Regions from separate parts of the Homo sapiens genome. Here regions 1 and 2 are each linked to region 3. A link is a contact called in ENCODE Hi-C or POLR2A ChIA-PET data. All regions are on one chromosome and are shown on one strand. The core of a region is the stretch at or near the end of the contact, and the rest is flanking DNA. Distances in the headings are between cores, read along the strand shown.

The links. A loop is a pair of places that touch in the nucleus more often than their neighbours do. ChIA-PET counts read pairs that join two places held with the same protein, here RNA polymerase II (POLR2A). Pooled maps may share reads with other maps.
Region 1: a loop to region 3 is called in a pooled map, with 3 times the contacts of the local background. The contact joins the enhancer-like site here to the promoter of MED12L in region 3. A Hi-C loop is called at or near these places in 1 of 168 maps with a recorded cell type or tissue (OCI-LY7), 1 of 37 single-sample maps with no recorded cell type and 5 of 50 pooled maps.
Region 2: a pooled map shows a loop between it and region 3 (9-fold over the local background). The contact joins the enhancer-like site here to the promoter of MED12L in region 3. A Hi-C loop is called at or near these places in 1 of 168 maps with a recorded cell type or tissue (prostate gland) and 8 of 50 pooled maps. POLR2A ChIA-PET finds 5 or more read pairs at or near these places in 1 of 52 experiments (activated T-cell).

The regions. Positions count from the first base shown.
Region 1 is chr3:151,264,582-151,267,338 of GRCh38, reverse strand. The region is part of intron 16 of MED12L (mediator complex subunit 12L); the gene reads right to left. All of the region lies in intron 1 of P2RY14 (purinergic receptor P2Y14), which reads left to right. Among named protein-coding and RNA genes, the nearest start is that of P2RY14, 13 kb to the left of the region's middle. Within about 2 kb of position 1,283, at least 6 of the 41 ENCODE cell types and tissues checked have a DNase peak (open chromatin) inside an H3K27ac peak, as active enhancers do.
Region 2 is chr3:150,874,359-150,877,267 of GRCh38, reverse strand. The region is part of intron 10 of MINDY4B (MINDY family member 4B); the gene reads left to right. Among named protein-coding and RNA genes, the nearest start is that of MINDY4B, 30 kb to the left of the region's middle. RefSeq lists a silencer at 1,443-1,492. Within about 2 kb of position 1,532, at least 2 of the 41 ENCODE cell types and tissues checked have a DNase peak (open chromatin) inside an H3K27ac peak, as active enhancers do.
Region 3 is chr3:151,084,121-151,086,966 of GRCh38, reverse strand. It overlaps MED12L (mediator complex subunit 12L), which reads right to left and starts at 1,303. Exons shown (of 45, transcript NM_001393769.1): 1 at 1,031-1,303; 2 at 1-169. The coding sequence starts at 40. RefSeq lists silencers at 551-845, 1,282-1,651.

The sequences.
Region 1 (2,757 bases), core at 34-2,533, 180 kb before region 3:
TCCTTTTCTCATGAAGTATTTCAATGACTACCATTTCCTTAATAGCACTTCATTATTGTTATGCCTTTCTAAATGACAATGTACAATCCTTTTCACAGCCAAAGGTCAAAAAGAATAAAGAAAGCAAAAATCTCCCAGTAAGGAATACTGTCATAAGTCACATCTTCCATGAAGTGTTTAGTTGATAGTTCCTGTAAACAGTCAAAATAAACTTCACTTCAAGAATGTAAGGAGTTCTAACACGCAAGAAATGAACTCTAGAATGAGCTGCCCAGACAATTTTAAATTAGGAAAAAGTCTTTTGTACTTTACAGTATAGATGTAATTTGTCAACACTATGTATAAAGTAAATCCAAACATCCCATAAAATCCATTTTAAACCATACTGAAAACACTCCAGGACAGAATGGATTGACTTCATGTGAAGGTGGGGGTTTATAAAAGTTACAGACTCCTACAACATGCTGGGCATGACAGCATACCAATTCCTTCCCAGGAGAAGGAAGTTTTCCCTTCGTAGGACATCTACAGCACTTTTTTGCTCTGACCTTAGTCTTTCTTCTTACCAGGCAGCTAACTATTTCCTGCATGTATGCTTTATTTTTCCCTGTGCCAAGCCACCAAGTCCCAAAGCTTTCCTCCCATGGCTGGAGTTCCTTTCCACTGATATGTTCATATCACTTGCTCATCCACTCCTTCATTTACTTAAAATCTTCAAGGTACTAGAATAGGAAAGAATGTTCAAGGAAAATAAGACAGCAACCCCCATCTCTTATAGCTAACGCTAAGGTGGAAGTCAAAATTGAAACGCGATTTTTAAAAAGGACTGCACTATTATACAACTGCTTCTGTAAAAATATAATTTAAAAAATGTCTAGAGTCTAGGCAACCTGTGTTTAATGTTAAGTCCGTTCGCTCAACACTAAACTGCTTTCTATCTGGATGATACTGTAAATGTGATCCTAAAAGTCTCTTCTGTTTGAGATTTCCAGACACATGCAGTGATAGGGTTCAAATATTTCACAAATTTGTTAACATTTTGGCTTTGATAAGTTCATGTTCTCATTTTAATAGAAGATGTTGAATACCTTGGAAATTGAGGTCATGAAGGGACATCTACTTATTTAACAGAAATCAGATGAGCCTTCCTCAAAGGCACAGAGGCAGCAGCATCATTAGCATAAAGTTGCCGTAACAACGTTGTGCTGCAAACAAAAGCACTAAGGAGAAAGGGGAACTGAAAGGGGAAAGATGGCAGCAAAGCCAAGGGCACCTGTGCACACTGCCAAGTCGAATCTAAGTCAGTAGCTCAGAAACTCTTGTAACTGAGCAACCTGAAGGCACAGACAACAATTAAATGCCTCTTTGAACCAGAACTAATCAGACTTGCCCAGCGCTGATGCCCTTTGCCTGCCATCTTCAATTCTCAGGGCCGCAAGACTCTGCTCCAAGCCTTTCCATGATTCCCTGAAAAGGACCAAGAGACCCTTCCAATTTCATAGGTGTTCTGACTTTAATTTGCAGGGAGAAATTTTTTTATACAAACACAATCTTACCAATACATAAGACAGAACCAGAAATACTATACTCTTGGTGAGGCTGAGATGGGGACACCATCCGTCTCCCTGGAACCCCAGAAGGCCTATGAGGACTGCCAGAAGCCAGCCAAGAAACATTTTAAAACCTACTCAGATTCCTCCGTATAAAAAGGAATATTCTTATGATGAGCCTGCTGTATACTGCCTATTTTCTTAGAGAGAAACCCTGAATATAACTGAAAATCTGTCATCAGTGATTTGAGAGGAGATAGGGAGGATGATGGCAGTGACCGGCAAGTGGGCAGTTGAGAATAAAGACTCGAAAAGGCTCTCATGGTGTAAGACACAAATATAAGAGTAAAGAAGCAGAAGATAATGATACTCAAAAAAGAGAAATCAGTCTGTGAAACTTCTGCTTTTTAAAAAATTCTCAGAAATTCCACGTCTGTGCTGGGAAAAATAAACTCAACAGTTTTATTTTCCTGATCTCTTTAACTTTAAAAGCCAAAAGATCTACTCAGTTTCCATGATGACTATTTAAAGTCTCAGAATAGAGCATCGTACATTATATTCTATGAGTAGCTCCCCTTTGTTTATTCCGTCTTTGGCTCAACCATTATTAACTGAATACTTCCACTGTGCCAGATACTGCTCTAGGTGCTGGCGACACACAGCATAACAAGTGGTTCTGCACTGAAGAATAATCTAGCAGGCTGGAGGCAGGACATAATGGCGAGTTCTGGAAAATAGGGTGAGAGGAAGAAATCATCATGAAGATGAGAGATCAGAACAGAAATAAGGGAGACAAAGAGGGAGAAAGAGCAAATGGAGAAGATGGGTGTGTTATCTTTGAAGTGGAGGAGCAAGAGCAAGAAGGCCAGTGTGGCTACAAGAGAAGGGCAAGGCAGTGGCCACAGGAGGTACAGTCAGAGAACCAGGCAGGGCCAGCTGGTCATGTAGAGCCATGCAGGCCATGACCAAACTCTGGATGTTTTCTAAGTGTGATGAGACCACACACACACATACACACACACGCACTGGGTGGGCCTGAGCAAGGGAGTAGCAAGACTTAATTTGTGTTTTTAGAGCTCCTTCTTGCAGCTGGCTGGGGTAGGGGGCACAGGCTGGAAGGTCACAGGAGGCTCCTGCTCCCAGCATTGATTATGACAGAGCAGTTTTTAATACACAAATTAAACTGCAATTTGAGGGAAACAATTTC
Region 2 (2,909 bases), core at 283-2,782, 210 kb after region 3:
AAAACCTAATATAAGAAAGATTTCTTAGTTCAGAAGAAAACCAACGTGCTGCCTGACAGGTAGATTCTGCTGTCAAGGTGAAACCCATCCTGTAATGCTGCCTCCGTCTTCTCTAAGTAAATCTCTTATTACTCTGCGATAAAATTGCAGAGATTGCAAAAACATGTGCCTTTCAGTCCCAATGTCACAGCCCAGTGGGTGAGACTTTAAAAAAAAAAGATGGTATTCTCATTAGATGACATGACAAGCCCCCCAGAGCCCACCAGACTGATGGTTCCTGCAGAACGCAGCCAGCTACCCATAAGATGAGGCACTATTTTGAAGCCTCCCTGTCACTTTTCTATTTGAAGGTACAGATTTGAGTGTGAGGTTCCAATACCTAAGTGAGAACATAAAGCAGTTTGAGTCTAACACCATCTGGAAAGCCTTGGGAGGTTCACATTATCTTCACACCTGCCACTGAGAAGAAAAATCCACTCTGATTTTTCAGGGACTGAAGCCATTTAGGTCTTGCCAGAATTACTCCTACGGCAGCCCTGGCAGCACACATCACTATCCCAGTCATACCTTCTTCCCCCTTTACGTTTTCCCTTTAGAGAGTCTGATAGGAAGAAATCCAACCATAGAAGTACCCAGTGAAGCAGTACCCACTGCACCCTGCCACTAAGTCACTGAGGTAGCGCCCTGCAAACATGAACTAATTTGTCTTTACAACATACCTGCAAACTCAGTGAGAAAAGTTACATCAAGTATGTATTCCAGATGGCAGAGATGAGAGCCAGGCCATTAACAGTTATGCACAGGAATTGTCACCAGGAATCAGTGAAGAAAGCACAACGTTTCAAACACCTTTCTCCTGTTCAGATTACCAGCCTGGGGCCTTGGGACTTGCAATATCATGCTTATTATACAAAGGCATGTTCTAAGCGCCATTGTTCTAGACAGCATAAAAAAAAAGAATTACATGGACTCAATTCTTGCACTCTGATGTGTAGAATTTGTCCATCTTCCTTGCTGTCCTTGTAATTTTACATTGGCTTAAATGATATGTGTTATGAAAAGCCTGATTGCTGCATGTGATGCTGAAAATACTGGGCTGATTACACAATGAGTGAACTTAAGGAGAAAGGTATTTTATTTATAGCACCACTGTATCACAATTTAATTTCCTTTTTACCATGGCAACATGAAGCAACATGCACAAATTCAGCATTGATGGAATCTCACCAATAAAACATATTTAGAATCCTGCTTTTGGGGAGTAGCTGGTAAACTGTTTTTATCCAAAAGCAATACAAATGCTTAAAACAAAAAATGCCAGTCAAACTGCTTATATGGTGTGCCAAGAAGAAAGGGGGATGTAATCTCTGGCTGGATTCAGTTGGAAGGTGCTTTGTTTTGTTTTTTGCAGGACTCACTTTAAACCAGATGTGTTCTCAACTGTAATCTTAAGGCTCGCCTCTTAATACTCAAAGTGCAGCAACAGTCATGCATGACATTTCCCGTTTCATCAGAATCTCTCAGGGCAAGCAAGGTTCTGCTTGCTCACTATGAGAGCTCTGTAAGGCCACTTTTGGAGGGTTGAAGGTGGTTGCATTTTGACTACTTCATTTTCTTCCTACTAGAACAAAATCTTGAGTAGCTTTGAGCTCAGGAAAGAAAACTGTTGTATTGCTGCATAAAGCAACAATAGTGTGTCAGTCAGCACCTGGCAGAGTATGTTTATCTGAGTGCCAAGTGAATTTCACCTACATTACAAATATTCTGTGAAACAATATCATATATGTGTATATTCTATTACACCTACCCAGACTAATTTACAGGGAATATCACTAGATTAAAACTGACCAGAATGTCCATTTGAAGTTCCAATGGAATTACCTTTTACTACAAACAGCTCTCAATCTCCTAGTTTTATTCAAGTTTTTCAACCTTGATAATTCCATGACTTCCTGTATAACATATTTTGATTACATATCATCTTAATACAGAAGGGTGCCATAGCAAGAAGGCCTAAGAAAGAAAGTGCTTATTTTATAACTAATGAATAGTTACAAAGTTACTTGGAAATTGGTGGTGGATATCTGGAACTAAAACATATGCTACTGCTTCAATGGTACATCTTCACTGTTTTATTTCTGATGTAACCAGTGGGCAGACTGGCCCTGTGTTTGATATGTGAAATGCTCACAATATATTCAGCCCAGAGGAGATAACTCCAACAAATCCTGTACCTACTATGCAGATGAGTAAATCCTGCCCCCATTATGAACATGTCCTGATTGGGGTGCTAGGTTTCCACTTTTTGTAAACTACCAGCTGAGGTCATTTCTTTTCAGCATAGCAATATAATTTTTCTGTGGTAGCTAAAAGTGAAACACTTACAGACAAAAGCATCTCTGATTCACCCACTCACCCACAGCTGAAGAATTTAAACTCAAGGAAACAAAAAGATTTGAATAGAGTTATTGAGAAATCAAAATGTCAAGTTATTAGCCTTTAATACTTGGGTTGATAAAGCACGTGATAATTTTTCAAAGCTGGATTTCCACAAAATAGAATTTGTTCCTGAACAAACAGTACAACTCTGAGGACTGAGAAGAAAAGAAATAGAATGGCAACATTGGTCTCTTCAGTTACAGGAAGAAAGGCCAAGCTAAGGGGCCCAGGAATTCTCCTTGGCGTCACATGGAAATCATGGGTTTGTCCATGTAGATATATATGTTTATCTCTTTAAGTTGAAATAAATTTAACAAATTTTTAAAAACAGTTTCAATAAATTTTGATGGAAAGCCTTTAAAAATATGTGCTTCCCTGCCTGTGTAAACAAACTGATGGCTATCACTGATAGAAACGCACTAGAAGTTTGCAGGACCACTGCCCTTTTACTACATCCCCTTCCCTGCTCT
Region 3 (2,846 bases), core at 54-2,553:
GCGGTCTCTGCTCATAGCTGAGAAGCCCGAAGGCGGCCATGATCTCTCATGTTAACCGGCGAAATGAATGAGAGTTGGAGCTGGAGCAGCCGCCTCTGAGCACCAGGGAGCAGCACTTTGCAGACAGACTCCCTCTCTCCCCCTCCTCGCTCGCTCGCTCGCTGTGGCGCTGCAGGCAGGAGGAATAAAGCAGGTTGGATGCTGCCGCTGCCCGGCAGCAGACACGCACTGATGGGGACAGCCTTCGGCGGGTACTCGGCTGCGCTCGAGCCCCGGGACGCACCGCTCCGGTGGCGGCGGCGGAGGGACTAGAGGTCGGCCAGGGTCCTCCGCGGCGCCTGCCTCCTCTGCTCCCCCCTACCTTGTCTCCAGGGGGAGGAGCAGCTGATGGGAACGTGTGACTTTTTTCACCAATGGACCCAAACCCACCCCAGCTGGGCGCAGGATGGGGGTGGGGGTGGGGCACTGGAAAAAAAAAAAAAAAAACTTTTCTTGGCGCCTAGGCTGGTGGCTGAAGTGCTCGCCCAAGGCGAGGGTGGCCCTCCCCTCCCGGGAAGAAGCTGTGGAGCGGACCGCCCCCGCCTCTCTTCCCCGGCAGGGACCCTTCCCCCGCCGCCACGCGCCCCGCAGACCCCGCCACCTGGACACGGACCGGGCCAGTGCAGGCAGAGGCAGGTCTGGAGGGGGCGCGAGACGCAGGGATGCGGCCGGTGGGAAGCGGCCGGTGCCTCCTAGACGCCCGCCAGGTTCCAGTGGCGCATCCGCAGCTACGGTCCCCTCGGCGGCTCCGGGCAGGCGCCGAGGCGCGCTGCTGGCGGTCGCGGCGGCTGGAGGGGGCCGTGCTCACGGTGGCGTGGGGCCGACTTAACCCTTTACAGTCCCTCCAGGGGCTGGGGAAGGGGGTGAGGAGCGATGGCTGTGAGCGCCGACGGGGGCAGCCAGCCCGCAGGCGTCTCGGGCTCCTCCAGCCCGCCGCCTCCCCACGGCCCCAGCTCCTCTTCCCTTCCGCCCCCAACCCCCAACACTTTACCTGTTGGTCCGCGGCTAGCGGGCTGGGGCTGGCGGCGGCGGGGTCACTCCGGCCGCCGCAGCCTCCATCATTCGGGTTGGGATGGGGGACTTGGATTTGATTTTATTTGTGCGGTATCTGCCTCGCCCGGACGAGCTCCGGGAACGCCGCGAAGTTTGCCACTGTCTGGGGGCGGCGAGCGACGCCGGCTCGCCGCCGGCGTTCTCGCCCCCACGGCCCGGGAGCGCGAGCTTCCGAGTTGGCGGACGGCGGCGCGGCGTCCGCACTGAGCATGCCCAGCTCGGCGGCCGGACCGCGGAGGAGTTGGCTGAGAGCGCGGTGAGCGCGCTCCAATCCGCCTCTCCGGGTTTTCGCAGCCGCAGAGCGCGCAGCCCGCGGGCCCCGGCGCCGAGGCTGGCCCTGGGGTGAACCTGGGCGAGGGAGGGAGCGCCCTCTGGAGCCCTGCTCCAAGCCCCCCGCTGCACCCTCCGCCTCGACCTCCCCAGAGGTCGCGGTCCCCGTGGCCTGGGCCGAAAACCTCACCTGCGCCGGGAGCGTGGAAGGGGCGGGGGGGGTGATCCTCCAGGGCAGACCTTGGTCATCCAACCCGCCCTCGCTCCTCGCTTCGGGGCGCGGGCACCAAGATGCTGGGCCACCTGGCGCGAGCTCTGCGAGACCGGAGCCGCGGAGGCGGGCTCGGCCTGTCCTGAGGGACCCCGCGGGAGGCGTGCCCGGGAGAATGCGCCCGCACTTGGCCAAGAATGATGGCTGCCATTTATGGAGCCTTCGCTACGTGCCAGGATCTTGATAGTCAGAATCTCTGGTCCTTACAACCTTCCACGGTCTTACTGTACCCTTTTTATGGATGGAGAAATTGAGCCAGCTCAGAGAGGACCACTCACTTGCCGAAAGCCACGAAACGAGTCGGAATTTGAACCCACGACTGATTCTAAGTTTCTGACCTGTTTTCCCTGACTTGGACTTGGAGGGACTGGGTTCCTAACCTGTCCTTGCCTGATGGACTCACGTTCTCCACGGCTTGAGGCATTCTCGGCCTTCCCTCTCTGTAAGGTGGTAAAGGCAGATTCTAACCGGAAGCCTTTGATACATAGTAGGTGCTCTGGAAATGCTGGTTGAATCTGAACATCAACTTTGATGTTCGTTGACATTTAAGCAAAGGGGGAAGAAGGAGATAAATAAAGTGAAGGTAATGTGGTAGAGGCTAGTTCCTCACTCCTGATCCTGACCTGTGAGCACCTCCAAACCCAGTTTGAGGCTGAGTCAGGTGTTTAGCTTTTGGCTTCCTTAATCTGAACAATTACTTCTAGAGAGCATTTACCTAACTTCACTGGAGGGCATTTCCTGACCACCTTCCCCATCTTGCCCCAGGGTCTTCTCTTCCACTAATATCCTGGGATTAATTTCATGGCTGGACTTGCCCTTGTGATACAGGCATCTATCAAATGTAGCTCCCTTGTTTGAAAGAAAGGACAGTTTTTTGTTGTTGTTGTTTTCTTTGTTTGGTTGGTTGGTTGTTTTTTGAGACAGAGCCTCGCTCTGTCGCCCAGGCTGGAGTGCAGTGGCGAGATCTCGGCTCACTGCAAGCTCCGCCTCCTGGGTTCACGCCATTCTCCTGCCTCAGCCTCCCGCGTAGCTGGGGCTACAGGCGCCCGCCACCACGCCCGGCTAATTTTTTTTGTATTTCTTTTTTTTAGTAGAGACGGGGTTTCACAGTGTTAGCTAGGATGGTCTCGATCTCCTGACCTCGCAATCCGCCCACCTCGGCCTCCCAAAGTGCTGGGATTACAGGCGTGAGCCACCGCGCCCGGCCGAAAGG